3 separate regions of the Homo sapiens genome follow, and all the other regions are linked to region 1. Evidence: read pairs that join two places in POLR2A ChIA-PET (ENCODE). Cell type or tissue: GM12878. All regions are shown on one strand. Each heading gives the region's core, and the rest is flanking DNA. Links, peaks and the distances in the headings are about the cores only.

Region 1 (7,920 bases), core at 1,510-5,509:
TTGGTTTGAAATAACTGGGTAATGTTTCAAACATCTACTTCATACCATATGTGAAAGATATACTCTAAAGGAATCTTGAGCATTAAAGGCATTTTCAGCAAAATGCTTATGAGTGTTGACTATGTGCCAGATGCCGCAAAAGGTACGGGTGGCAAAAAGATGTTCTTGTCTTAGCAGAGGGGAAGCAGCAGTGAAACAAGGGCATTGCAGTAAACAAAGCCCATCAGTGCTGTGATAGATGCCGTACAGTGTGTGTGTTAGGAGAGGGGGATAATTTAAACTTGCAAATGAGCTCTACAAGTGGGATCCTTTTTTATATATATTTTGAGATGGAGTCTCACCCTGTTGCCCAGGCTGGAGTGCAGTGACGTGATCTTGGCTCACTGCAACCTCTGCCTCCCGCATTCAAACAATTCTTCTGCCTCAGCCTCCCAAGTAGCTGGGACTACAGGTGCATACCACCACACCCGGCTAATTTTTGTATTTTTAGTAGAGATGGGGTTTCATCATGTTGGCCAGGCTCGTCTCGAACTCCTGACCTTGTGATCCACCCACCTAGGCCTCCCAAAGTGCTGGAATTACAGGAGTGAGCTACCGCGCCCAGCCAAGTGGGGTCCATTTTAAAAAGTAGATAAAGTAAAAATTCAAGTGTATTCAAAACCATACTTAGGCTGGGCACAGTGGCTCATGCTTATAATCTCAGCACTTTGTGAGGCTGAGGTGGGCAGATCATCTGGGGTCAGGAGTTCCACAACAGCCTGGCCAACATGATGAAACCCCGTCTCTACTAAAAACACAAAAATTAGACAGGCATGGTGGTGGGCACCCGTAATCCCAGCTACTCAGGAGGCTGAGGCAGGAGAATCGCTTGAACCCAAGAGGCCGAGGTTCCAGTGAGTGAAGATGGCACCACTGCACTCCAGCCTGGGCGACAGAGTGAGACTCTGTCTCAAAAAACAAAAAAACAAACTACACTTGGCATGGGGCCCAAGTGTTCCCATCTAAGACCAATTCATCAAAAACCCTGAGAAAAATGTTCCCAAATCATCCCTCTTCCACTGCTGTGATTGTCTGTTGGGGTGGCAGCCACAGAGGCAAAAGCCCAGCCCAGAAAGTGAAATGTCTGTCTCTCACCAGTTTGTTACAGGAGGATTGAATCTACCCTGGGACAGAAGAGACTCCTGCAGCAGGATAGTTCCCAAACCAGAGGCCAGTCCCTCCAGCACCACCAACAAGGAACACAGCTCCTCCTCTCTTAGACTCCAGCACTCTGTCTCGCTTCGGCTCACCAATATGTTTTTCCAGTCAATCAGCAAACATTATTGAGTGGCCATCATAGGCACCCCAGGTTTCCCCTGGAAACACCAAAGTGAAAAGACCTCTCTACCCAGGATGCAAGCACTGATCCTTGATGTAGCGTTTCAGTAACACATGACTCACGGTAGGCAAACTACAGGGATACAAATGAAACTGGGAAATCCATGCATGAGATTCTTCTTGCTTGGCCTCTTCTCCCAGATCAGTGAGCGTTCCCCTTGGAGCTCTCTGGAGGACAGAGCAGAGCTCATCTTGTGCCTGAGTTATTGGGGCTGCTGCCTCCACTCAAGAGGCTCCTATTTCTCCATCACCCAATCCAAGAATCCATCAAGTCTGACCCTAGAAGGCGCAGCAGAGTGACTTCCAAGACCTCCTGCCCTGCTGAGCCTCACTCCAGTCCTTGATGGCTGGAGCACCCGCTGACCTCTGTGTTTGTGCTGCCTGCTTCCCATACCCTCAGCCACCCAGGTCACTCACAGGAGTGGCCAGCTCTGTCTCGGAGCCAAGTGTCTTCTTTCTACCCCATCATTGTTTGGCCTCCCATCAATCAATTTCTGGCTCATTATAAAATTAGCATACCCACAGTTGCCACAACCTACAGATGACTGTTTTTGTCTGAAGCTTTTTAAAAAGCAGATTCTTCAGAAGCTATTCTAGATAAACATATGCCACCCTTATATATAACCAGGATTTTGGAAGAGGGCTATGCATTTTACCTTCTGATGAGAAATGTCATTCTTCCACCAATCACCAGTGCCCGTCAGCCTCCCCATCCCAAACCAAGTCTATTCTGGTCCCTGAAATTCTATTCACTCCTTGGAGTTAAAACTTACAGGATCTTTGGGAAGCTGAATATATACCAGCTATAATTCTTGCTGCTGTGGGCTTTAGCGATCAGGTCAGTTGTCCATGACTGTTGATGAGAAGGACCCTGCTAGAAGGAGGAAGAGAGGGTCCAGAGGGACCCCAGGACCAGGCAGTGCCAGGGAGCCGAAGAGGGAGGGGTACGGAAGGAGCAGTCTTAGGACCCGGCCTCACACCTGCATAGCAGCACCTTGGCCCCGTGGGAAAGCAGAGAAAATGTGAACATTCTCCACTGTGCCTAATTCATTTGGAAGGCACCTCCCTTGAAAATCACAGCTCGTGAACTTCTGTCATATCTGCAATGCCCTTTCCCTCAATTTTACACAAGTTATCGCATGTCATTATGTCATTGCGTCACACACCTTAAAGGGATGGGGTAAATTTTTTTTTAAATTCTTAGAAAAATGGCCATATTTTAGCATCTTGATGATGGTGTGGAGGAAGCCCACCTTGCTTTCCTTTTCAGGTGTTTATCTGCAGAAACCATCCCCGTTCTCAGTCAAGAGCTTCATAATGCATTTCCAGAAGCAGGAGGCCCCATGGGAGCCCAGGCAAAACTTTCAATCCCGATTGAGACGTCTGGGCAGGTCTGGCTGAACCGTGGGGTGGACTCTCTAGAACTCCATTTGCACCAGAAACAGAAAGCCTCCTGGGAGACTCCTCCTAAGGTTCTGGAAGGCCAGGAACACAAGGTTCTTCAAGTCACAGTGCAGTGGGTTCACAAGGGAATGAGCATCCCCAGTACAGAGTGGCCTCGGCATATCTTCACCCTCCGCAGTTTCCTGAGGGTCCCCGGGATCACAGGAGGGGGTGGTGCACCCACGAGGAAGGCTTGGGGCTGAAAGTGACAGAACAACCTAACCACAGTGGCTTAAACAAATAAGGGACTTATTTTTTAGCTTAGTGGCCAAAGCTGAGGTCTCTGAGACCATCTTGGCCCCTCCTTCAAGGTCTCCAGTAGTGGGAACTGCGCCACCTATCACATCTGCCTCTCTTTCATAAGAAGAGAGGAAACAAACCCTGAAGCAGAAGTTTTCAGGAACTCTAAGCAAACTGTGCTTTCTTATATCTCTTTAGCCAGCTGTACCCACATGGCCACCCCCAGCTGGGAGGCAGCCAAGGCAAAGGGGATTGGAAATGGAGGTCGGAACAGTCAGCCTGCCCCAAGGGGAACACAGCAAGAAGGGATGAGCTTGGAGTCAGCAGCACTGCTTTCGTGCCCAGTCCCAAACTGAGAAAGCAGTGCCCACCATCTGCAAAAAGTACAGCGTAGCTTGGACACATGGTGGACGGCTTCACATTGGTGCCGCCTCATGGCTGTGACCCTCCCTGTGCAGCAGTGGGAGGTGGTCCTGGGGCTTTGGGACAGCCCCACAGAGATGTAGGTGAAGCCCTGAAAGCACCTTTGTGGTGTACATGGGTCTCCCGAAGGAGCTTGAGTAGGAAGGGGGGGGCAAAGAGGATGCCACGTAGGAAGAGAAGAGGAACTGCCACCGTCCATATGGGAGCCCCTGGGTCCTTCCAGGAATAACTGAGTGAGATTTCTCCTGGGCTTGAGTTCCCACGGTAGCAAGAGATCATGTTGGTATCCTTGGCTTCTCAGCTTGGGGAAACAGTGACCTTCAGCAACTGGAATCCACTAATCATGTGACCGAACAAATGAAAGACCAAAGGACCATTGGTTAGGGCACTAACTTGAGAATTTATTTCTGAAAAACAAAGTTTTCTTTTCAGATGAAATGGGATATGAAACATTTATAGAGGGTCTAATGCATGCCAGATACTTTACACAGATTGTTTTATTGAATCCTTATAACCACCCTATAAATAGCCATTATTTTCATTTACTGATAAGAAAACTGAGACTCAAAGATTTTCAAAAACTTATCTAAGATCATGCACCTAAAATGTGGAAGAGCCACATAAACCCCATAGATTTTCTGAATCCAAAGTCCACAATCCATCCTGAACAGTGCTTGGATGCCAATTCCTCAAGTTTTATCTGAAGAATTATTTGTGTTCTATGTAATACCCCACCTATATCTAAGAAGATCTGAAATAGCTACTCCTATAAACATCTTGCCACCAGCTACCTAGTCATGCCCCTCAATGTTGAAGATAATGAAAATGCTGGGACTTTTCCCAAATGCATAGGAAGGTGGGAAATCCAGGTCAGACCCAGACTCCCAAGTTCTTTTAACAGTGCTGTCTACACCAAGGCTAGCATCCTGGCTGTGAAATCCACAGTCCCCCATTAAACGGCTCAGGGATACCCAGAATGAGGGTCAGCCAACCGAGATACAATTTAAGGAGAGCCAAAAATCTCCATCATCAAGATAAATAATATTTTCATGCCACATTTGTTTTCTTAACTATTATGGATACATAATAGTTGTACATATTTACAGAGTACGTGTGATATTTTACTATTAATAGAAGCATACGATGTGTGATGATCTAATCAGGGCAATTGTGGTATCCATCCCTCAAGCACTTATCATTTCTTTGTGTTAGGAACATTCCAATTTTTGAAATTGGAATTTTAGTTTCTTTTTAGTTTTTATTGAAATATTCTTTTTTTGAAATATACAATATCTGAGTTATTTTTGAGTTTTTGAAATATACCATAAATTATCAGTTACTATAGTCTCCCTATTGTGCTAGTAAACACTAGATCTTACTCTTTCTATCTAGTTGTATTTTTGAACTCATGGTGGGGAGGGGGAACCAAAAGAGGGGATGGTTAATGCAATACTTTTAAAAATAAAAATTAATGCAAAAAATCCATGATGAACAAAATATCAACATTTTAAATAAAGACAAGGTGCTTGTATGCTTGTCTGTTTCCAATCAGCTGTGGTTTCTGGGCCCCATGGCCTCCATGTCCCCATGAGACTGCTTCATGAGGGCTGACAGTGGCATGCTGTATTAGGCTGTTTTTGCATTGCTGTGAAGAAATACCCAGGACTGGTTAATTTATAAAGAAAAGAGGTTTGATTGGCTCCCGGTTCTGCAGGCTGTACAAGCATGGTGCTGGCATCTGCTCGGCTGCAGGGAGGCCTCGGGGAGCTTTTACTTGTGGCGGAAGAAGAAGGGGGAGCAGGCCCTTACATGACAAAAGCAGGAGCAAGGGCTGGGGTGGAAGTGCCACACACGTAAACAGCCAGATCTCATGAGAACTCACTCGCTATCAGGAGGACAGCCCCAAGCCCTGAGGGATCCTCCCCCACGACCCAAACACCTCCCGCCAGGCCGGCCTCCAACACTGGGGATTACCTCTCAACATGAGATTTGAGCAGGGACAAACATCCAAACCAAGTCATGTGCGGACAGAACAACATTGGGCTTCATATCTAGTCATGGGTTTTGATTCCAGAGGTTCTATTCACGTTTTCTGCTTGGTTCAGAATATGGGAGGACATTCTAACAAGTACATATGGGGGTGCATGTGCTTCCTCTTGCCTCAGGCTCCAGTTTGGCCCCATGTGGCATGGGCACAGCTCATCATTTAGTCAGCACAGAGAGGCGACAGGAAACTGAACAAGGAAGAGAACCTATGGTGGAATTAGTACGTTCACAGCTTCTCATGGGCTAACAGCATCCACGCACACGCTACATGATGTGAACTGCCACGTCCCTTGCAAACATCCCTCTCTTTGGGAGAGTCTGTAATTTTTCAATGACCCTAACAACGTTGACACAATCTTTCCACTCTAAAAGACACTAGTGTGTCATAGGAGCAGATGCAAAACATGTTCCTTGTTCATGGGAGCAATGATAATTACTTTGACGACAATAGAGAAGCTAGAAGGTATTAGGCTGGGAACAAGACAATGCAAACAGGACTGGATTAATTTGCATTAAAAAGACTGCAAGAGCAATTAGCACCTCATTAATATGACATAAATGTTAATTTATACAGATCCCAAGTGACCCTCCACTTCCTTCCTCCCCACCAGTGTGAGTGTTATGGTAGGAAGCACTCCATGAGAATGGCTTTCAAAGGCTGGGAGCAAGTCCATCTGCCCGGCCTTTCCAAGGAGGTGCAGATGAGTTCGAGTGTCCACTTAGCTGAGGCCACAGCAACCTTCTCACACGAATGGGCCGCCTGTGGGAATTACACTGCAGCCCGCAGAAGGCTCTGCGTTCACAAGGGAGCCTCGACACTGCTGCACACAACAGCGCAGTGGCCGTGGTGGCCCAGGAAGGGCTGCATCCACGCTGGGAGGGGCGGAGCCCACAGAGAACTGCACAGCTAAGGTTTTCCACCACAAACCTGAAGCTCGTTAGGATCAAAGCAATTGCCTTGAATAATTGATTTCTTCATACCAGTATGAAAATAAAATAAAATAAAACCCTGGAGGGTTGTGAATGGCATGAGATATAATCACACCACTTGAGAGTGAGAGGCACTTAGCGCCCTGAGGGTGTGATTAGGGCATCCTACATCAAAGGACGGTGTCCTAAAATAGTTCACCCAGTAAATCATTTCACACAATTCATTGTAAATGACACTGCCAGGAAGAGGAGATTCTGGAGAGCTTCTACCACCCCTTTTATTCTCCGTTGACCCTTAGGAGGAAGGAGACAGGATGGAAAAGGAGTATGAGGGTAACTGGGTGTGGGCACCTCCCTGTGGGAAAGAAATCTCACTGTTATTCTCACTTTGACTTGCAGGGACACTGACCTCCAGGATGTGGTTAAACACACACACAGTCACAAACAAACAAACTCCCACATATTCTCCCACACATGCGCATGTACGCGCGCGCGTGCGCGCGCACACACACACACACACAGAGCTTATGCCAGAATCTACCTCCATTCAAGAATTGTCCTGGGTGTTCGTCACCACGTCAGTCTTGCAAAGCCTTCTGCAACTCTGCCTAGGGACATGATGGCAGGACCCCAACACCTGTCCCACCACCCCAACACCTGTCCCGCCACCCCAACACCTGTCCCGCCACCCCAACACCTGTCCCGCCACCCCAACACCTGTCCCACAACACCAACACCTGTCCTGCCACACCAACACCTGTCCCGCCACCCCAACACCTGTCCCGCCACCCCAACACCTGTCCCACAACAGCATTCACAGGCTCCATGGTGCATCCATGATGCAGGAGAGTCTCCCAAATCCAACTTAACGCCAAAGATGTGCGGAGCAACCAGTGTGTTGAGAACACTCTGCCAGGCACAGTGGGGTGCAGGGGATTCCGAGCAAGTCCCCGGGGGGGGAGGTTAACACAGTGACTGAGATGGACGGGCCCCAAGAAGCCATTCGAGGCCATTACCAGGATAAAGAAGAACGAGGACAGTTAGGAGGACTCCATGGAAGAAGTCAAATCTGAGATGGTCCTCCTGAAGAATGAGGCAATTTCAGTAGCCCCACGTGGATAGAAGCACTCACATGAAGGGAAGAACGCAGGCCAAGGCACAGCACAGGTGACTCGAGATGGGTGCTCAGAACCCAGGTCTGGGCTGCAGTTCTCGAAACCCTCTGAGACGTGTCACATAGCAAGCACATGGACAAGGAAGCAGAGTGTTGGAAACGGGAATCGACTCAGAGAATGTGAGATAGAGTCACTAGATTGGTGTTTCTCAAACTCAGATCCCAGGAAGTATTCTCAAATCTGCAGCTCTTCCTTGGAAAGTTAAAAGTTGACTATTTTCCTCGTGATAAGCATCTTAGAGGAAACGCTGCTCTATGCCTATCTTGCACCGCCTAGTTCACTTCCT
Region 2 (7,920 bases), core at 1,492-5,491, 93 kb after region 1:
CATATCAAAGCTGAAGAAATGACATGGAATTTGCTAGAAAAAGGAGTGACCCACAGGCACAGCCAGATCCTGTTCCCACCTCTGCCGTGACCTCTGACTTTAGGCTGGCCTCCCCTTCTGTCAGACAGGTGGGCAAGACCAGAAGACATCTAAGGTCCCTGCCAGCTCTTTCAGGCTGCAATCATGGCCCTGAAATACATATGGTTAAAGAACTCCCTAAACCTTCACTTCCCCCTCTGTATAATGAGCACACATCCCTCACAAGAATGGGGTTTGTGTGGAACCAATGAGCTAAAGTCCAAAAAGCCTCTAGCCAGGGTGACCAGCACCTAGTCGGTGTTCTAGCTCAGTTGGTTCCCCCACCTCCTTTTCCCCTGGGCCCCTTCTCTGCCAGGCCAGTCTCAAAGGCTGCACTCACAGGTATGAGTGTGAACTTCCAAAGCACCCCTCTTGCCTGGATGTCTGCACCTAATCTGCCCCCTTTGCTCAAAAGATGCCCCCAGAAGTCTCTGGTGGCTGCAGCAGGAATGAAGTGTTCACTCTTGGTGTCTCCTGGTCTCAGTCTGAGAAGCGGGTGGCCACAGTTGGGGTGGGAGACATGCTGGGCTCTGAGGCTTTCCACACCAGAAGTAGCTGCTACAGAAGCAACAGGCCCCTGTGGCTTCTTACCACTTGGCAGAAATACTGAAGATGGTTACCAAAGGTAGTGAGAAAGCCTTGTTCTTCAGGTATATCCCAGGAGAGTCCCACTCATGAGAGTGTGATGACCAGCAATAGGGCAGCATTCTTGTCCCTTCAGCAGCCTTCACCCACAGAGGAATTATTTTTAGTTTGTCTATCTCAGGATAGCCAATTGGGAGCAATTAGAAATGACCACAGCAGAATCACCACTCTCTGCCTTGGTGAGTCACAGTCAGGAAGGACTCACACAGAGTTGTCCATGGTAACTCCAAGCCACATGGTACTTAGAGAGATCTGCACCCAACACTGAAGTCACAGCTCCCCAGGTGTAAAAAGTGATAGTTGTGTCCCAGCTGCTTATCTGCATGTATTGGTCTATGGGGCTGCCATCACAAAATACCACAGACTGGGTGGCTGAAGCAAGAGGTTTATTTTCTCACAGTTCTGGAGGCTGGAGGTCCAAGATCAAGGTTCTGGCTGATTCCATTTCTAGTGAGGGTGCTCCTCCTGGCTTGCAGGCAGCTGCCTTCCTGCAGTTCTGGCAGGGCCTTTCCTTGGTGTGCATGCATGGAGGGAGAGGGAGCTTTCTGGTGTCTCTTCTTACAAGAATGTGAATCCTATTGGATCAGGGCCCCACCCTATGGCTTCATCTAAGCTCAGTTCCTCCCTTACGGGTCTCATCTCCAAACACAACCACACTGAGTGTTAGGGTTCAACATAGGGATTAAGGGGTACAAGGAGAGATGCACATTCAGTCCACAACACAGCAATGTGGTTTGTGTCACTGTCAACATTACAAAGCCAAGAGGCAAAGACACTGCCGGCCCGAGTATGCATGGTTGAGGTAGGTTTTCTGAAAGTGCCGAGCCTCCACCCTCCCTGCCCTTGCCCTGCTGCTGCTGTGCCCCTGACAATACAGACCCCATTCAAGGAGTCCAGCACAGCACCAGGCACTGCAGACACTACTCACATCATCTTCTCAGTGACTCACAACCACACCAGGAGGCAGGCATTGCTGTTCCCATTCCCCGTGGTGAAAACCAAGGCACAAATAGAATGGGGGACAAGCCGGGCATGGTGGCTCATGCCTGTAATCCCAGCACTCTGGGAGGCCGAGGTGGTCAGATCACCTGAGGTCAGGAGTTGGAGACCAGCCTGGCCAACATGGTGAAACCCTGTCTCTACTAAAAATACAAAAAATGGCCAGGTGTAGTGGCACATGCCTGAAATCCCAGCTACTCGGGAGGTTGAGGCAGGAGAATCATTTAACTCCAGAGATGGAAGTTGCATTGAGCCGAGATTGCACCACTGCACTCCAGCCTGGGCGACAGAGTGAGACTCTGCCTCAGAAAGAAAAAAGAAAGAATGAGGGACAAAGCCTGGCTGGTCAGCTGTCGAATCCAGATTTGATGTGAATCTGTCTTGTTTGTGCATTCCAATGTCAGGTGTCAAGTGTGAGATGTGCGAGGGCACAGAGATGAAAAAAGATGGAAAGAGACTCCCGTGTCATGAGAAAGACCCAGTGGAACCGGGATACCCATAGAGTTTCACGGGAAGTTTGGGAGGAGAGCGTCTGGAAGGGCTTCTTGGAAGAAATGTGCCAGGGCTGAGTCTCACAGCAGGAGCCACCAGGCAAAGGGAAAGGAAGGAGCTGGAGGTGGGGACAGCATGAAGAGGGGAGCTGGCCTGGCCTGAGCAAGACCCTGAACAGCTTCACGGTCCTGGGCACGAAGCAGGGGGCCGGGATCCTTCCAGAGGAGGCTGGAGGGGCAGGCAGGGCCCACTGGGGATGCTGAGGTGGAGACAGACATGTCCCAAGAGTGTGGGAGTAGGGAGGTCCTGAAGGTGGGTACCCTGGAGAGGGACGTGCCACTGCATTTTATAGGGCTCACTGACAGCCACGAAGGCATGGGTTTGAGGAGGAACAGCCAGAAGGAGACCACCTAGGTTGCTCCTGCAGGAGGCCAGGAGACAGAGGGTGAGGCGGGACCCATGTGGGGCAGCGGGGAGGGGATGAGAAGCAGAATTAGGATGGCGCTGAGGGAGGCGGGATAGCTCGGACTCAACATTGCTTGGACATGGTAGCAAGAGAGACCAGGGAACCTAGGATGCCTCCCTCACTGCTGGCATGGGCCAGGGGAGAAGGGTGAGCCCATCCTCTGAGCAGGGAAGCCAGGTGCCAGCACAGGCAGAGCCAACTTCAAGTCACACAGATCTCATTCAAACCCCACTCTGCTGTCTCTTAACTGTCCAACCTTGAGCAAGTATCTTGGCCCCATCTGTAATCTGGAGATGAGGACAGTACCAGCCCCACAGAGCTGCTGTGAAGATCCCATGAGGAGGTACATGCAAACCACTGGGCACGATGTCTAGCACTCAACAGACACTAAATTGATCACGGCTGTCATTTAAATTAGCCACATAAATGTGTTTCATTCTTGGAAGGTCACGTATTCCTCACAGCGTATGGTGCCCCAGTCTTTCCACTACTGCTGCATTTTGGAGTGTCCTCTAGCTTTCAACCATGGATAATGAGACCTGCAGATAAGCCATTTCCAAACTCCCCTAGTAGAGCCAGGCACCCCATCCCCATCCCACAATTCTCACTGCCTGGTCCTCATTTCTGTGCTCACCTCCTTCCCTTCATGGAGGCTCTCAGGCAGAGCTGTGTGACCTCCCTTTCCCTCTCCATCTGTCTGTGCAGAGCTAGCACGGGAGGGCTTGGCAAATGTTTATTTACTGAGCAGGAGTTACCAACTTTTCTCCCAGCTGATGATTTAAGTACAAGTTTCAGTATGATTCCTCCAGTAGCCGACCAAAGGCGGATTTTAAACTAAGAAACACACCTGTATTTAGCACACCAGGGGATTCACCAGTTCCCCTGGGGCTGGTCTTGGCACAGTTTCATCCAGAAAAAAACCACCAGAGGAACCTTCAGCACATTAAACACCCATAGGCAATATGCACTGTGTGGGGGGTCAGGTGCTCATTGTCTCATTTCTTCCTCTGCCCATGAGGTAGGGTGTGTGAGCCCCATTTTACAGATGAGCAAACTGTTGGTAGGCAAGTCTACTTTGCTAAAGGTCATGTCGCTGCCGCATGTTTATCTGCATTTGAGACTAGAAAAGCAATTGATGTCTGTTCTAGGAATTAGGGACACTGGTGCTGAGAACACTTAAAAATAGCCCCGTGCATTTTCCCATTCTTGAAACAGGTTTACTAATCAGGAACGCAGCTGAAAAAATCCAGCAAAATGACTCAGTTCCAAGTAAAATGTCATTTCTCCCCCATCACTTTGGGACAACCCCAGCAAAGCCAGCACAGCATAGAAACAGAAAGAGAGACAGCAGAGAGGCCAAGAGGCAGAGAGGAGAAAAGGGGAAGAGGCCACATGGGTGGCTGCAGGGCCTCTCACAGTGCCCTGCAGCCTCAGTCAATTCCGGGGGTGCTCACAAGGCTAAAACGCTGGCTGTAAAATCAAGGGCAAGCTGGAGGGCTGGTTTCCTGTCTTCTAAATATACTCCTGTTCCGATGGTATCTCGTCCCCTGCGTCACGAAGGAGGGCTGCCCTTGACACTGTGAATGTCTCAGGAACACCTCAACCCAAAGGAAGCTGGGGTGTAGAAAGCTCGAGGTTCCTAATACCTTCAGGAACAGCACACTCAGGTCCTGCTCAGGCACTGGGCATGGCTGCCTCCTGCTCCTCTTTATCCACCCTCCTCCCCCTCCTCCCCCTCCTCCCTCTCCTTCCTCCCTTCCTCTTCCCTATCTTCCTCCTCCTCAAGGTCTTCCTCCTTCTCCCCCTCCTCTTCCTCCTGCTCCTCCCTTTCCCCTCCTCCTCCTCCTCCCCTTCCCCTCCTCCACCTCCCCACACAGAGCACCTCAAGCCCTCCAGGTGGGCAGTAACTGTCCAGCAGAGCTGCTGTCTGTGAATGTTATCAGAGGAAACACTTCAGAACTGAGAAGCAAACAGAAACCATTCTACACCTGCTGTCGCTCCACTTCCTCTGGGCCCCAACCTCCAGCCAGGTGTCCTCATGGGAAGAAAGGGCCCATTCAGGACTGCGGCTAGTGGTTCCCAGTTGAGTTCCTCCAACATGGCAGGAAGAAAGGAAGACACAGTAGGAGGCAGCAGAGCCTTGTGGTGAAGCCTAGGGCTCAGAGTGGAGCCCACCTACTGCCCATGCTGCATGTCCTGGCTCTGTGACCTTCGGGCAGGCTGTGGTTTATCATTACTTGTAATTTGTAACATTGAGTTACAAATACTGTGACTAGTTCAGAGGATTTATGAGGATGAAATGAGTTATCTGCTTAAACCACATAACATAGTGCATGGCCCTACACTTTGGGAGCTGGCGTGCCTGCCCTGAGCCCCACGCATTCACACTGTGTCATTTTTACAGCTGTGCCACCTGCCTCCTCACCTTCACCCTCCACCCCTCACACACCCTTCCAGGGTACCCCGATCCCGCAGGCTGCTTCCCATCTCTCCCTGAAATGCAGCCCGTCCTTTGGAGAGCCTTCCAGGACCTTTTCCCACTCTTGTGCACGCTTGACCATCATCAATTTAGTGATCTTTTCCCTAATAGATTTCACGTTCTCTCAGGCCCAGAGCCATGTCTAAGTAACAGTGACTAGTGGCTATGTGAATCTATTAATTCTCACACCTAAAATAGAACTCCACACAAAGGAGGTGCTCAATAAATGCTCATTGAGCAATCAACAATAACGACCAAGGCTCAGAGAGGTGAAGTAACCTGCTCTGTGTCACAGAGCTTGGAAGTGGCACATCTGGAATTCCAAGGCCAGTCACACCAAGGCAGGTCCAAGTCCTACTGCCCCTCAGCATCCTCCTCCCGTAGACGGTGATGCACCTGGGGGAGCAGAAGCAGTAGTTCCCAAGTCTACAGTGGAGCAAGAGGCTCAGAAATGGAGATCTCGGAGCTGCCCGCGTACAGCCTGGAGTAAAGGACACGCCATGCTGCCATTAAGCACCATTTCAGCCCCTCGTTGCCTGCACAGGTCCAACACGGAGCAGCTTGGCTGGGAGGCAGAACGGCAAGTAAAGCCTCCCTCCAAACAAGCCACCCCGCAAAAGGCTTGAAGGAGCACCCGTATTCAGAGACCACCCACTTTAATACAGATAATACTCTAGTAGCTTATATTTATTGATTTCCACACCTGCTAGGGACTGTTCCCAGCATGTGTGATTAAGAGTATCTATAATCGCAAGGCGCGGTAGCTCAGTCCTATAATCCTAGCACTTGGGAGGCCGAGGCAGGTGGATCACTTGAGCTCAGGAGTTCGAGACCAGCCTGGGCAACAGGGTGAAACCCCATCTCTACAAAAATACAAAAATTAGCTGTGTGTGGTGGCACATGCCTGTAATCCCAGCTATTTGGGGGAGCTGAGGCAGGAGGATCACCTGAACCTGGGAAGTGGAGGTTGCAGTGAGCTGAGATCATGCCCCAGTACTCCAGCCTGGGTGACAGAGCAAGACTCGGTCTAAAAAAAAAAATATATATATATATATATATATATAAAATTATTTGATCCTCGTGGCAACCTTACAAGATGGGCACTGTCAGCCGCCATCATCAGCATCTTACAGATGGGGAAACTGAGGTGGGGGAGAGAAGCAAGTTGCCTAGTGTCCTGAGTATCACACTGCTAGAAATTCCTGCAGCCTGGGTGCAGGCAGTGGGGCTCCAGTATCTGTACTTTTTACCAGTTTGCCACTCTGTTTTGATGTGATTTTTTTTTTTAATGTTAAAGGTGAGGTGGGGATAAGTTCCCAAAGGTGCTCATTGAGTCCCACTGTTGTGGAGTCACTTTCTGTGGAGTCCTCATGACAGGCCCTGGAGGCAGGAGACCCGGAATCACCTACTCCCACAAGCCCATGCCGGCCTGGCTCAGCCATGCTTTTAGAAAGTACTCCCAGGAGGCTATTGCAACACTCCAGGGGCATCCCCTGACATCCCTGCACCTGCCTGGACATCCTGTCCTCTCCTCCTTTCTTCCAGCAACTTCCTGGGTCTCAGGGAGGGGGGTGGGATTCCAGTGGGGTGCGGGAGTGGGAAGCACTCCATCCGGGCCGAGGGAGGAGTCATTTCCCAGCTCCAGTCAGCACCTGTTTCTCCGCCTCTGGCCCATGGTAGGAAGGGAGCTGCCAGGCATCCCGCCCTTGAGGCCTCTGAGCGAACGAGAGCTGGTTCACAAGCTCGGAACCTGGAGGCTCAGAATGCGGCGGCTGCTAGCTGTGTGACAATGGACAGGTCACTGAGGTCCCTGGCAATGGGTGGGAGGTCGTTAGCGCTCCTTGCCAGGATAGCCTCTAAAGCCCTTCCTCGGGGGACCGGTCAGCACATGCAGCCTCAGCCCTCTCCTGCCTCAGAGTGACATCACTGCCTTCGGGGCAGCCCCCTCACCAAGCAGCCTGTGTCCCCTTAGTCTCCGTAATCCTCCAGCCATCAGCCACTCTGCCCTAGCTCTCTCACAAACATTGGGGGGTTTGGCCAACAGGTGTAGTAGCAGAACACCAACATCAGGGTGCCCACCCCACAGCATCATTATTGCTGAGTGGGAGCATCTCTTTCCAGATGTGCACTTATCAGTCTCTCATTGGTAGTTCAGAATCGGGATGGGAGAGAATTAACACCACAGACGTGGGAAAATGCTATAACTTGGGGCTTTTTATTTTTGGTGGGGAAGGGTGTCAGTTGTTAAACATTTACCAGCATTTCCCTGCAGCCCAGGGTAGCAGGCAGAACAGGACCCTAGCTTACACCCGCCATGTCCCTCCCTATCCTCCTCTTCATCCCAGGAGCCCAGCTAGGGACCGGGGGACTTCCAAATAGACAGTGCCCTTTATGATGGTGGGTGGAGTTCACACGTCATGGGGCCAGAGCACTGGGACACATGCGTCTGTATCCCAGCCCTACCATTGTCATGGGGTCTCTAAAACATCATCCCCAAAGTCACAAAGCTGCCCGACCTCAGTTTTCTCATCTGCAAAAGGAGGCTTGCTGGAGATAGCAAACAGAACAGAGCCTGGAAACTATGATGCCAGCCTCATACCAGACACTGCTGTTTGTGCAATAGCCCACTGTTCTAGTGCTTCCCCAACCTTTCCACAAGTTTTTCTTCCTCCTAATTCACTTTGATCTCCACGAGCTCTTAGAAAATCACCCAGTGAAGTGTGCCTAAAATTTGGCAAACCCAAGAACAAAGAATTGCTTT
Region 3 (7,920 bases), core at 1,492-5,491, 410 kb before region 1:
GCTCCGCCTCCCGGGTTCACGCCATTCTCCTGCCTCAGCCTCCCGAGTAGCTGGGACTACAGGCGCCCGCCACCGCGCCCGGCTAATTTTTTGTATTTTTAGTAGAGACGGGGTTTCACCTTGTTAGCCAGGATGGTCTCGATCTCCTGACCTCATGATCCACCCACCTCGGCCTCCCAAAGTGCTGGGATTACAGGCGTGAGCCACCGCGCCCGGCCTTTATTTTTATCTATTGTGTGTGCGTGTGCGTGTGTGTGGAGACGAGGTCTCGCTATGTTGCCCAGGCTGGTCTTCAACTCCTGGCCTCAAGTGATCCTCCTGTCTCAGCCTCCCAAAACACTGGGATTACAGGTATAAGCCAACACACCCTGTATTTCTAAATGTAAATTTTCTCATATAATTTGATGAGTCCATAAAGTACAAAATCTTTCCATTCATTTTCAGATGAAAAATAAAACTATATCTGCCGGATTTGCTTGAAGGAAAAATTAACAATACATTGAATCTCAGCTAAAAACAAACAAACTCAATAGTATATCATAGATTCAGTACAATCATAGGTCCTCTGACCACAGCTGGCTACATCATTGACTTAAACTTCATAAAAGCACCCAATTTAAATCTGTAATAATGTATCTGAGTCCTTCTCTTATCTCAAGGTCATTATAATACAGCCTCATTTCTTATTATATCACATCAGAGTCTCTAAAATTCAAACTATTTAAATTTTATTTTATAGTCTATACATATAATTTTTATTATTTATTATTCAATTTTTTTATTGATTGGATACTTAATGAAAGGAAGTACATGCTACCCACTTTTCCTTTATTTTTGAAACAGAAAATTTGAGTCACCCAAAGAGGTGAGAAAGATATGGAGGCTGTCCAGATGGTTCTGTCCTTGGCCTTTTTTCTCTGCTTTCACATCATCCAAGATTCCATTCACTGTCATCATTTCAGCCACCTCTGCTATGTAGTAAATGTTCCTGATTGTGCCTTTGGCTGTAGATATGTGTGACAGTTCCACCCTTCACCCCAGGAGGGACAAACCAGGCTTTGCCCCTTCCTTCCAATGACCCTCACTCCTTCCTCTCCTCCTCCCCTGGCTTCCCCTTGCCCTCCTCTCTCTTCTCCTCCATCCTTCTTTTCCTCCTCCCTCTGCTCCCCCTCCTCCTCCTCCTCTGAATTCTCTAAGGACAGCAAAGCCAAAGCTGGCTACCCTTCTCTCTTGCTCCACTCATCTAATCAGTTTCCAAACCACACACCCTGCCTCCTCTCTGCCCCCTGACCCGCCTTTCTCCTTCCCTGTGCCATCACTCAGGTAGAGGCTCACTGTTCTCCTGGGGTCTATACTACTTACTTTACACTGTTCTGCCCATTTCCTGCCTTTCTGCATTCCTTTTGCTTGACATTCTCCTGTAATTGGCTTTCTATTTGTTATGGATGGCATGTGTGTGTGTCCTCCACAAATTCATATGTCAAAACCCTAAGCTCTAATGGGATGGTATTAGAAGGTGGGGGCATTGAGAGGCGATGGGTTCTGAGGTTGGGGACCTCGTGGTGGATGTGTGCCCCCATAAGGAGAGACAGGAGAGAGCTTGCTTCCTTTCTCTTTACTGCCTCTACCATGTGAGGATACAAGGAAAAGAAGGCCATCTTCAAACCAGGAAGCAGACCCACCACACATTGAATCTGTCAGGACTTTGATCTTAGCCTTCCCAGCCTCCAAAGCTGTGAGAAATCAATGTCTGTCATTCAAGCCACCCAATCTATGGTAATTCATTATAGCAGCCCAAACTGACTAAGACATCATTGTTCTTCCTACAAAGGAAACGCACTTCATATGGCTTTTAGGCTTTGTATGCACCAGCCCAGCCTCATCTCCTGTCCCAGTGGCCAAGCTGCAGTCAGAGGACCTTCTTTTTGTCCCTTGCACTTGTATGATTTTGCCTCCACAGAGATTTTGTTCATGCTGTTCCCTCTGCCTGCATTGTCCTTCCCTTCAATTTGGCCTTGGCAATTACTGCTCATCTGTCAGCTCTTGCTTAATTGCTAATGCAACGAGGAACATGTTTCCTATGCTCTCTGGCTAGACCAAGCTGTCATGGTGCTATGGGGGTCTCCTCAGTCATCTAAGTTGCAGCTTTTCATGTATCCATGTTATTTGATTTATGTCTGTCTCCCTCATGATATTATAAACTACGTGAGGGCAGAGAACTTATCTGGCTTTGCTGGCCGTTGTAGCTACTGTTCCTAGCACATGTTCTAATAGATGAATAAATGATCAATAAATATTTGTGGACAGAAGGAAAGAAAGATGGTAAATGAAAAAGAGGGAGGTTTATTAGTTTTCTATTGCTGTCTAACCAATTACTGTAGACACAGTGGCTTAAAGCAACACAGACTCATCATCTCAGTTTCCATGGGTCAGGACTCTGGCACGTGTTCGCTGGATACTCGGGTCAGCATCTCACAGGGCCAAAGGCAAGGGCTCAGCCAGCTTCGTCCTGTTGTGGAGACTGACCAAAGAAAGATTTGCTTTCTTGCTAAAGGTCAGCTGGTGGCCAGAGCTCATGGAGGCTGAGTTCAGTTCCTTGCCAGGTGACCCCACCCATAGACCCTCTTACTTTTCCAATTACTCTACTTCAGAAAGGGTCATTTTAAGCCTCCTTAAGGGACCACCTGATCAAATCAGGCACACCTGGATAATCTACCTTTTGATTGACTCAAAGTCACCTGATCAGTAAAGTAATCACAGGAGTGATAACACCATCTTCACGGGCTCTGCGGGCAATCCAAAGAGGGGGTCACGGGAGACATGCACCTCCAGAAAATGAGATCTTGGGGAACGTCTTGGAACTCTGCTGCCCACAGAAGGACGTGAGTTGTGGCAACCAGACAGGTGAACATCATTGCTCCTCAAGGTAGGATGTTGGTTAGAATAACAGACTTTCAGAACTTTGCCACATGCTGGTTGAGAAATGTTGAATAAGTTAGAACCTTTCAAAGTCTTCATTTCCAAATACATATGATTATAATAGCAATAACATCTTCTTCAGGAGTTTCTATGAAAGATTAAATGTCTTCAGCCACAAAATGCTTTGAGCGGTATCCCTGGGACATAGGACATATCCATGAGAGGGACCTATCTCTGTTGGGATTCTTACATGGCTTTTGGGAACAATGGATCCAGGATTTGAAATGCAGATTTTTCCCGGAATACCTAGAACATATGGTCTCCAAAATTAGAGAGGCAACATCCAATCAGCAATATATTTCTGTGGGAAAAAATCCCCTTGGAGACAGGAAGCTAAAGAGAAGACCAAAAAAAAAAAAAAAAAAACAAAATCAAATCCAGGCCTGGTAGTTACCTATTTCATTAAGGAGCATTTACACCTTCCTTAATCAAAGAGTTTTTAAATGTTATTTGAGAGAAAATTATATTATTTTATAAGTTTTGAGTAATACACATAGCAAGTGGAGCTAAATAAAAGAGACTTTGAACTGACTGCCTGTTTTTATTTTGTTTTACACCAAGTTATCTGCTCCTAAATCAAAGTTAATAATATTTCCCACTTAAAATGCCCCCAACATCCTACCGTAGTTATTTCTCATGTTTCAAACTCCCATTCTTGCTGATGAGGGCTTTCTTTTCTATCTAATTTATTTGGATTCTGTTCTCTCCAGTATAATGTAGGAACTTCCCACAGAGTTGATGAGATCACTTCCTGCTGCCTCAGCACAGGGCTGGAGCTGAGTCAGGCCGGCCAGGCCACCCATCGCAAAGGCTGTCATTAGGACTGATTGTCAGAGATAATGTAAAGCCTTAGGAAATGTCACTGACACCCAGAAAATGGGAGCGGAAACCTACCTTGTAGCACCATCCGCTTATACCCTGTGATTCCACCGAAACGTCCTCCTGATCTACGGCTCTCACCTCCTTCCTATCAGCTTTCCTTGCTGGTGACAGAATGGTACCTGCACCCTGGAGGAGAACCCTCACAGGCCATGCTTGGTCCCTGGGGTTTGGGGGCAGCTTGGGCTCATGAAGAGAAACGATGTGGAGGGAGAAGCCTTAGTCTTAACCTCTGGCATTGCCACTTGCTGGCACCATCTGTTCCTTCGCCTCCGTGGGCTCTGGTTTCTGCTTCTGCACCCCTGCAATGGGACAGTCCCAGCACCTGCCATATTTATCTCCCGTCTCTGTTGTTTGTGGAATCAGATGTTGGATGGGACTTTCTCCGCTTGTGAAATCGGGTTAGAATCTGGAATGGGAGCTTCACGCCATTTCCATAATTTCTGCAAGTCCTCCCACCTCAATGCCTCTGCCCCCAGTTCTGTGCTCATTCATTCTATTCAGCTGCATCTTTTAATCCAACGCCCTTTGGCATTTCAGCCTCACAATTTTACTAAAGGTGTGGGTGCTGTTTGGAAGCATCACATCCTATATCATATAGTCTCTGCTATTTGGTAAATTGCACCCCTTTCCTCTAAGTCTTCCTGCAGTCGAGTCTTCTAGGGAGTGATGTACAATTCCCCAGGCTGGGGCTTTTCCCAGGCCAGCAGGCAGCCCACATAGCCTGCCCTGCCTTCAGGAGAACTTCAGTGGATGGAATAGTCTCCGTCTCATAATAGTAGGGTCTAGTGAGTTATTATTATATTAAGGTCTTTGGGAGCACTTTGATACTGGTGAAGTAAATAACAAATGTCAGGTATAATTAGTGCCTTAGACCATTTGAGCTGCTATGCAAAATAGCACAGACTGAGTGGCTGATAAATCACAGAAATTTATTTCCTATACTTCTAAAGGCTGGGAAGCCCAAAATCAAGGTGCTTTGAGATTCAGTGTCTAGTGAGGGCCTGCTTTCGGATCCTTAGATGGTACTTTCTTGATGTGATCTCATATGGTAGAAGGGGTGTGGGATCTTGCTGAGCCTCTTTTATTCAGACCATAGCAATTCACATTATTTTGAACATCATGGGGCATAAAAACTTCTGCAAGCACAACCGAATGGAATCTGCAGCAAGTCTTAGTGATGGCTGGCCTCATGGCAGAAATCAAACCTTCATGTTAAATGGGCATCTTTTAACTAAAGACATCACACTGTGGAGGTATGATCCATAAATATGCAAGCGCTGCAGCCATAACTCCGTTCACCTTGCAAAAGCAAAAATCCAATTATAAGTTGGGTCCAGAACCAGACCAGAAAGGATGGCTTGGTGAATGGCAACACAGTTTCATTGAAAAATAAAGCCAAGCATGTGTTGGATTACTTCTTTCTGTCTATTCTATCAGTACCATGAAAAGCAGGTTGAGTAAATATTTATTAATCAGTCTCTTGGAAATATTTTACTATTCTTTTTTCTAATATTATATGAATGAGAAAATGCATACAAAATGATATAAAGAAATAAAGAAAAATATAAACAATAACAATGCACCTAAAACCAGCTGAAGAAACAAAATATTGCCAACAGAGTCGAAGCCCACTTTCAACCAATTCTTCCCCCACCTCTCTCTTCTACCTTCCCCAGGGATAAGCTCCCAGAGGTAACCACTGGCTTGAACTGGATTTTTATCATTTCCATGGTTTTCTTTGTATCTTTTCTTATTTGTTTCCTCAACTTTTCCTACATATGCATGTGCTCCTAAGCTATATTTCCACATTTCTGTATTGGAGGGCTTTCTAACCACTGTCCTGGGGCACACTGGTGTGCCTGGAACGACTTACAAGCTGCCAAGCGCCTTAGTCAGCCAAGGGCTCCATAACAAAGTGCCATGGACTGGGGATGTCAACAAGAGATGTTATTTTCTCACAGCTCTGGAGGCTGGAAGGCTGAGATCAAGGTGTCCACAAGGTTGGATTCCTCAGTCTTTTCTCCCTGGCTTAGATATGGTACCTTCTGGCTGTGTTCTTGCATGGCTTTGTCTCTGTGCACCTGCATCCCTGTTCCTTCCCCTTCTCATAAGGACACTAGTGGTATTAAAGTCCCACCTTTGTGATCTCATTACAGGATCTATCTCTAAAAACTGTCATGTTGGGGATTTGGGCTTCAGCATATGAATTTGGAGGGACACAATTCAGTCCACAGTGTCATGTTAGTCATCTTTTCTGCCTTCCACAATCTTGCTGATTTATAAATAAGCAAACCTGAAACAACGTTTCATGAAATCACCGCCCTTGAGACACAGAAGAACAGCTTGGCACATTTGCCCACCCTCCACCGCCCTGGCCGCATTTTTCAGAACTCAAGACTCAGAATTTCTTTGGGGAGCTTCTCTGATTTTTCACATTCCCTGTAAGAATATACTTGGATGATATTCTTGGATATGAGCTTGGTTTCTCTTCAATGGAAATTCAATGCCCGCTTTTTTCATCCTGATCATTCACAAGAATAATGAGTATATGAGGGAGAACAGAGAGACTCTTTCTTATTTAAAGTCTCAACCTGTTTGGTGTACATCTCTCTAGCAGAATCTCTGGAATGTGGAACCTCCTGGTCCATGCAGATCAAATGTCGTTACCAGTTTAAAAACAAATTAGTCCATAATAACTCTTCTGAACCTGCCCTCAAGCAGCCCAAGCCCCTCAAACTAAGAAAGCCAGTGACAAGCACTACGTTTCGGGCAGTCGCTCCATTGTCCTCCCCAGAGGAGCTCCACCAACACTGACAGCTCAGGGCTAACTTATTCTCCAGGAATTATCCCAATTGCCTGCAATGCAACACAGCTGCCTCTGCAGGAGACCCTTTCCCTTTCCACAGGGACAGCCTCCATCCTGTGCAAAGAGCGGAAAGGTCTGGCCTCCTGGCCTCCAGATAGAACAACACTGAGTTCAGAACTCCCTGTGGGATCTGTGAGGCTTTTGCATTAACTACATTTCACTTAAACTCTTTCATTTGTTCAATTGTCCTCATTTCACTCCTCCATAGAGGCACGCTGCCATCAACTCCCTGACTCAGATTTCTATCTGTATCTGCTGCCTGAGGAACCTGACTTAGAGCAGCAGGTGCCAGGCCTGGTCTCAGGAATTTGACTCTAAAATGGAATTCTGGAACTGGGCAGCCTTTCGGCCGACAGGCAGTGAAGACCCCGTCACTAGGAGCCAGGGACAGAAGCATGAAGAGCCCCAGCATGCTGCACTGCAATTGTCCGTTTCACAGTCACGAACTAGGAAGGGACACTCAGCAGGGCATGCACAGGGCGCGAGGCCCCACACATTTGAGAAATTCAAGGGATAGGATAATTCTGAGGACGTGAAACTCCAATGACCATTGCTGAATGTTATTGATACTTTGGGGCAGAAAATTTGAGATTTAGGTCCAGAAGTTCATTGTCAGTGTGGCAGAGCTCCAGTGGAAGTAGAATCTCCACTTCAGCAAAGTTACTACCACGCCAAGATTAGATCCCTATTTGGGAAGTTGGGTGCTGAGATTTGGGGCTGGAGCACAGACATCAGTGCTTCTGAAAATTTCACGCCCCTTCATCTGTCCAAACCTATGGGTGAGCAGAAGTAACCCACTCCTCTCTGCTAAGATCTGGTGACCACTGCCTTACAAGAGAATGAGAGCCAGAACCACTTCCTCCCTATCCCTCACCCCTACTTAAGACCTATCCCACCAGCTCTCCTAGCTACCAGGTCAACACTTACGTCTCAGCACAATATGGCTGGGAACATGTTGGGCCTGCTGAAAAGGAGAAGGACTGTTCCCCAAAAGAGCTGCAAGCCCTTACCAACATGTATCAGCAGGAGCTGGGAGAGTGGAGCCTGAAGGCCTGGGATCAAGGTCAAGGTGAGACATAGGAGGACAAGGGCAAAATCTCCTGTGATCAAGGGTTGAGCATGCAGGCTAGGGCCATGGGGGAGGATGCTAACACACTGTGGAGGCACTGGGAAGCCAGGAGAAAGCACCAGCC

The links. ChIA-PET counts read pairs that join two places held together with the same protein. Peaks named below come from ENCODE experiments on the same cell type or tissue, not always from the same donor. Only the 100,000 strongest peaks of a DNase experiment are listed, where the experiment ranks them.
Region 2: POLR2A ChIA-PET joins it to region 1 with 5 read pairs; 2 of 35 experiments call an interaction of 5 or more read pairs at or near these places.
Region 3: POLR2A ChIA-PET joins it to region 1 with 6 read pairs; 2 of 35 experiments call an interaction of 5 or more read pairs at or near these places.

The regions. Positions count from the first base shown.
Region 1 is chr2:8,418,824-8,426,743 of GRCh38, forward strand. No RefSeq gene overlaps it. Among named protein-coding and RNA genes, the nearest start is that of LINC00299, 94 kb to the left of the region's middle. In GM12878, for the core only: a CTCF peak has its summit at 3,153; a DNase peak (open chromatin) is centred at 3,098; H3K27ac peaks cover 403 bases.
Region 2 is chr2:8,511,423-8,519,342 of GRCh38, forward strand. No RefSeq gene overlaps it. Among named protein-coding and RNA genes, the nearest start is that of LINC01814, 68 kb to the right of the region's middle. RefSeq lists enhancers at 3,676-3,785, 3,986-4,035. In GM12878, for the core only: a CTCF peak has its summit at 4,814; DNase peaks (open chromatin) are centred at 3,559, 4,119 and 4,779; H3K4me3 peaks cover 2,077 bases; H3K27ac peaks cover 2,924 bases.
Region 3 is chr2:8,005,448-8,013,367 of GRCh38, forward strand. LINC00299 (long intergenic non-protein coding RNA 299) reads right to left here. Exons shown (of 9, transcript NR_034135.1): 9 at 2,324-3,312. Among named protein-coding and RNA genes, the nearest start is that of LINC00298, 33 kb to the left of the region's middle. In GM12878, for the core only: no CTCF peak of the experiment used is centred there; no DNase peak of the experiment used is centred there.